2 separate regions of the Homo sapiens genome follow, and region 2 is linked to region 1. Evidence: chromatin loops called from intact Hi-C (ENCODE). Cell type or tissue: chondrocyte. All regions are shown on one strand. Each heading gives the region's core, and the rest is flanking DNA. Links, peaks and the distances in the headings are about the cores only. Region 1 overlaps CAMTA1 (calmodulin binding transcription activator 1). Region 2 overlaps CAMTA1 (calmodulin binding transcription activator 1).

Region 1 (2,914 bases), core at 161-2,660:
CAGAGCAATAGCAAGAGGAGGAGGACTAAATTTTTTTTCCAGTCCTGTGAAAAAGAAAGAGGTTCCAATAAAACGAGGCCCTTCTTGTCCAACGTGATGACAGTCTACAAAGTCAGTCCCAGCAGATCTGCAGCCAGCAACACTCCCAGGAGAGGAACCCTGATGCATTATCCTTATCCTCATCTTTAAAGTTCCACTAATTCCCTGGAGATCTGGGTCAAGCATTAAAGGGAACATAAGCCATAGTGAAAACCTAGGTCTTCTCTCCAATAAGCTTATGATCTACGAAGACCAGGCACCTAAGTTAGGGTCTAAAATCACTGAGATTGGGCCGGGCGTGGTGGTTTACACCTATAATCCCAGCACTTTGGGAGGCCGAGGTGTGTGGATCGCCTGAGATCAGGAGTTCAAGACCAGCCTGGCCAACATGACGAAACCCCGTCTCTACTAAAAATACAAAAATTAGCCGGGCGTGGTGGCACACACCTGTAATCCCAACTACTCGGAAGGCTGAGGCACAAGAATCACTTGAACTCCGGAGGTGGAGGTTTCAGTAAGCAGAGAGAGTGCCACTGCACTCCAGCCTGGATGACAGAGCAAGACTCCGTCTCAAAAAAAAAAAAAAAAAATCACTGAGATTGAAAGTGCACCACGGGAAGTCAAAGAAGAGCCAGGTCAACACAGGCTGGAGAAGTCAGAATAAGGAACCAAAATGTGACAGCAGGGAAGGAAGAGCACAGGGCCGGGAAGGGAGCGATGGGCTGCTGTCCTTGGTGCTGAACCAACGCTGTGCTCCAGGGCAGCAATTTGACTTCTGCAGTTTGTGGTAACCAGTGAGTCCTGAAACCAATTTAAAGTGGAAATTGGTATTGTTTTAATCAAATGGAACGGAGTGGAGTGGAAAGTATCAAAGTGCACCATAGGTAACATTGTTTCCTGAAACTTCTGTCCAGATATTATCATCATAAATGAATATATGTATATGTGTTCTGGGTTATAACATGAACTAACATTTCTGACGACTTGCTAAGGACATAGCTTTGGCAAACCATTGCTCTAGGGCCCAGTTTCTTCTTTCTACCCTTGGACACTGAAGACTCCCGACCACTTTTTGCAGGAATTATGACCAAAGTTGTGACCAAGAATCAGCGGTAGGAGAGAACACAAGATGTAAATCAAGAGAAATACAGAATAAGAACCACAAAGAGATTGTGAAGGGAGAGCTGGGAATAGGTTGTTATTGTTTTCACTTAACAGTTACCAAAACTGTTTGGATATTTTTCCTGAAAAGTTGAAGTAGGAGGCATGTCTCCAGCTCTACTTCCAGCTCCACAGGGGTTTCAAGAAGAACATGACTGCATGCCAGCTCACCAGAGCCCTCACATGGAAGGCAACACTGTCTGCTAAAGGGTGTCTGTCCCTTCATCCTTGGTCCTCACACCCAATGAAAGGCTTTAATGTGTGTTAAAGGCTCTAACTGTAAACTGGGAATAATGATCGTTCCTATGTGAGAAGGTAGTTATGAGAATTAAATGAGCTAATTTATGTAAAGTACTTAAAACAGGGCCTGGAATCCAGTGAATGCTATAAAAGGGTTAACTATTCCTACCATTTCACTTGGATATAAGTTGAGATGGAAAATGTAAAGATTCCCTGGCACATAGCCATTAAAAACATTAATGAAGAACTTAATGCTTACACTAACAACATTGAGGAGAAAAAGCAAGATACAACACTATATAACAGTATTATCTCAAATATGTTTTTAAAGAGTTCATAAAAGTATTGGAAGCAAATTCACTAAAACATTAACAGCAGTTGGATTTGGGTAGGAGGCCTTAGATAAATTTCTTTTCTGCATATTTTCTTCTATTTTCCTATTTTTCTACAATTAGTATGTGTTTTTATAATTAGGAAATCCTATACTTCAAAGACAGTAACTCAAAGTCAAAATGGCTTTAATCTTGAAATGTGCCATTTTGCAAGACAAGCAATAAAACTGAATACAGGAATGAGGGAAGCAGCGTGCTTCATTTGCACAGCCATACAGATAAGCCACCACTTAGCAGGAGTGTGGGATTTCTGACTTTCTGATCTTTCTGTCATTTCACAACTGCCAAAATGGGGAATTTACCCAAACTTGTGATTGACTTCCAACCCCAGGAGGGTAAAGTAACAGAGATTACCTTCAAAAACCCAGGACACAGAAACACCAGGGCAGATCCTCCTGCCCACTCCTCAATCAGACAGGCAGCAGTCAGTACCAGCAAACCTTTTAAGCCCTTACTATGTGTTGAGCACTGAGTTTCCAATAACATCTCATTTAATCTTCCTGGTAACTCTGTGATAGAGGTGTTGTCTTTGTCTCCATTTTACAGATCAGGAAATAGAATTTTAAGAGTTAAGAAACGTTACTATTCCATCCTTATACTCCCCTTCAAAGCAAACTTCCTTTGCAGAGTGTTTATATTGCCTGCCTCCAAGTTCTCTCCTTCCATTCTCTCCCAAGCCCATTCCTATCAGATTTTTACCTCCACTATTCCATCAAGACAACTGTTGTCAAGGTCATCAATGATTTCCACATTGCCAAAGCCCATGGCAAATTCTTAATCTTAATTTTACTTGCCCTACCAGCATCTTTTGATAACCCTCTCTCCTCATTGAAACGTCATCTTCACTTAGCCTCTAACAAGCTCACTCTCTCTTGACCTTCTGCTTTCTCTGGCTGTTGCTTCTCAGTTTCCTTTGCTGGTTCTTCCTCATCCCCCTGTCCTCTAAACATCAGATTGCCCCAAATCTCCCCTGGGCCTTGTTCACCATCTCCACTCCCTCCCCAGTCATCTCACCCAGACTCAGAACTTTAAACGTCATCTCTGCACTGACTACCCCAAAATTTATGTTTTCAGCCTAAACT
Region 2 (2,914 bases), core at 245-2,744, 540 kb before region 1:
AGGAAATGGGCTCTTGGAAGTTGGGGACCCCGATTCTCCATTCACTGGACTATTTCACAATCAAGAAGATCGGGGACCCAAGAGCAAATTCCTCTGAGGAACAGGAATCCTGGTCCTCTGGAAATAGTACCTTAGACCTTATGTGTATGCATGGGGGTGGGGGGGTGGGTGTGCATGACCAAAGTCCTTCAGGTGACCCTACCATTGAGACATCTGGCACCCCTGCTGTGTCCTTTCCTGGGTGTCTAAGTGTCTGCTTAGCAGGGAAAGGGGCTGCTCTGAGATTGAGGACCTCATCAGCTTTGAGGCCTTATTTGCTTTGCTGATATGCTGGCCCTAGAGCCTGAGGGTAGAGGACTCAAATTCTCCTGGGAATTTCCCCAAGCTCCTGAAGTCTTCCAATCCTTCCCTTGGTTCCAGGAAGAATTGCCTCGAGCCATTTCAGGCAGAGGGTTGTCTATACTTTCAAAGTTTTCGAAGGAGTGGATGAACCCTGAAGTCCTCCTCCGGTCTCAGCTGGTTCTCTGCTGCTACACTTTTGTGCTCTGTCATCTCTTCCCCCGCTGAGCTGGAGAGAGAATGTGGCAGCAGAGCCCTCCTGATATTTAAAGACAGGACTGAGAGACTCCTCAGCCACGACCATGTGTGTCAGTCATCTTGATTCTGGGACACTGCACAGCCACAGCAGCCGCTTGGCTGGAAGTGAAGGTCAAGGCCACCAGGCATCCCGTGGCCGAACCTGGCTCCTTCTCTTGGCTCCCAGCAGTCTCATTTCCCCCGCGGGAAGGGCTATTTATAGAACAGAAAGAGCAGTTGCAGCCACACTTTACCCCACGAGCTCAACCCTCTGTGCCTTAGAGGGAAAACTTCCCTGCGGGTGACACCTGTGCACTGGCAAGACTTACTTGGGAGACAGATTTATAATAAACAGCCTTATTTTATAGAGCCCCAAATATTTGCACAAAAATGAGCCCTTGGTATAACTTGCTCCATTTATCTCCCTGCTGTCATAGGGTATATCTCTCTGTTTTATTACTTTATTTGCCAGTTCCTCCAGCTTCTGCGCTCACCCCTCCTCTTCATTTCCACTGCAGTTGTCACTCTGGTGGGGGGGCCCCGTCTCTCCTCCCTGTCACGCTTCTCCCTCTGCCTGCTAGTGTTCCATTCCCTCCAGCTCACACAGGGGACTTGGCCTCCCTAGGGTCCCCCTCCATTCCCCCTCAGGATTCTAGGGAGCAGCAGGAATGTGTCCCTGGGGAAGGACCCTCTTCCAAATGCCCCCCAGTCACCCCCGAGGCCCGGCTTCCTTTTCAGCACTCTGGACAGCGCTCCTGGAGGCTGTTGCTTTAAGAGACTTGGCCTTCGCCTTGCAGTCCTGGGCTGACCGGTTCGGAGGCATTTAGGATGCCTCCCTGCCTCATCTCTTAGCATTTCTAACAGTATAAGGTAAACCCTGAGTGGTTTCTTAACCTCCACGACTACCCAAGACGTGGGCTCAAGAACAGAGTGAGCAGCGTATGAAAAAAAGAAGTGATTTTAATTTCAAAGTTCTGCTGACATTCATCAAGTGCTCTCAAGGTTTACATAAACAGAACGCCCTGCTTGAAATATCACTTTGAATTCCGTTTGTGCAATGGCACCTCTAATAGGCTGCTGTTTTGGTTTCTCTCAGCAATGTGAGCCTTTGTGTTTTAATATTCAGAGGCACAAGGAACAGGAAAATTATAGCTGGGGAAGCCCAGGCTGGGTTCTTCATCATCCAAGTTAAATTTGGCTGAATGGAGGAAAAACATCCTTTTAAAAGGGTGGTAAATGGGAATAATAATCTCTTACATTTACAAAACACTGAGTATTTTCAAAGCTCTCTCATATTCATTATCTTGTTAGGTTTTCACAGAAATCCTGTATAAAACATTCCACAAAGAGCTATTGTAGGTGCTGGATGTGAATGGCAGGCCTGAGGAGGCCTTCTCAGCAAATGGAGAAACTGAGGCTGGGGGAGGGTGAGTGACTGGCTTAAGGTCACTCCATGGTGGCCAAGCCAGGGAGAGCTGGCCAAAGCCAGGAGGTGGCCATGCCAGCCATCCGTCTTGCAGGCTGCCTCCTCCCTGGTACCTCCCCCATGGCCCCAAAGTGACCTTTGTCTCTTCTCTCATGGAACACACATCCTCCAAACGAAGTGGCCACAAAACCCCCTCACCTGGACTTCTACCCTTGTAGGAGAATTAAAGCCCAAAGCAAAAAGAGAGAATCTGTACAAGTGGCAACAGTCTTCATCTGCTGAGCATTGGCTTTGCATCAAGAAGCGTGCTGTACCCTTGACATGCACTATTTCATTTGACCCTCTTAACAGCTCCGGGAATGCTTTTAGTCCCATTTTATGGCCAAGAAAACTGATGTTCAGAAGATTCGAGCTAATCAGTGTCACAGCTGCAGCCACACTCAAGCAGCCTGCTCCAAAGCCCGAGCTGCCTGTCACTATGCCATATATATACTTCCTGTTTGTCTCCAAGGACAGTTTTTAGCATCAGTTGGAGGGAGGGACTGGTGGGGTATGAGGCCTGCATTGCCCTTCTTGCCAGCGGCTAGGTTCTTTGCCTCCTGTAGGCTGCTGCTAGGATGGGGACCACAGCACTGTGGGTTCTGACATCGCAGGTCCTAAGGCTGCCCCTCTGCCTGGCACTGACCTTGCCCTTTAAGATGGAAGTCACCAGACTGCAACTGATGCATGGCCAGGGCATTCGTGCAACATTCCAATCACTTCAGCAAACACGTCGTATGGATGAATACACACATGAACGAATGAGTGAATGAATGAAGGAAGGGAAGAGAAAAAGGGTCTCTTTGTAGGTGTGTGGAGTGGGGCTCTGCAGCAGGAAGAAGCAGCGGTTGGGAAATGTAACACCTGCTGTGG

The links. Peaks named below come from ENCODE experiments on the same cell type or tissue, not always from the same donor. Only the 100,000 strongest peaks of a DNase experiment are listed, where the experiment ranks them.
Region 2: it touches region 1 in a loop (5-fold over the local background); 4 of 110 quality-filtered maps call a loop at or near these places.

What each region holds. Positions count from the first base shown.
Region 1 is chr1:7,073,378-7,076,291 of GRCh38, reverse strand. The region is part of intron 3 of CAMTA1 (calmodulin binding transcription activator 1); the gene reads right to left. Among named protein-coding and RNA genes, the nearest start is that of CAMTA1-AS3, 61 kb to the right of the region's middle. In chondrocyte, for the core only: no CTCF peak of the experiment used is centred there; no DNase peak of the experiment used is centred there.
Region 2 is chr1:7,614,945-7,617,858 of GRCh38, reverse strand. All of the region lies in intron 6 of CAMTA1 (calmodulin binding transcription activator 1), which reads right to left. Among named protein-coding and RNA genes, the nearest start is that of VAMP3, 150 kb to the left of the region's middle. RefSeq lists a silencer at 1,404-1,604. In chondrocyte, for the core only: no CTCF peak of the experiment used is centred there; a DNase peak (open chromatin) is centred at 1,294.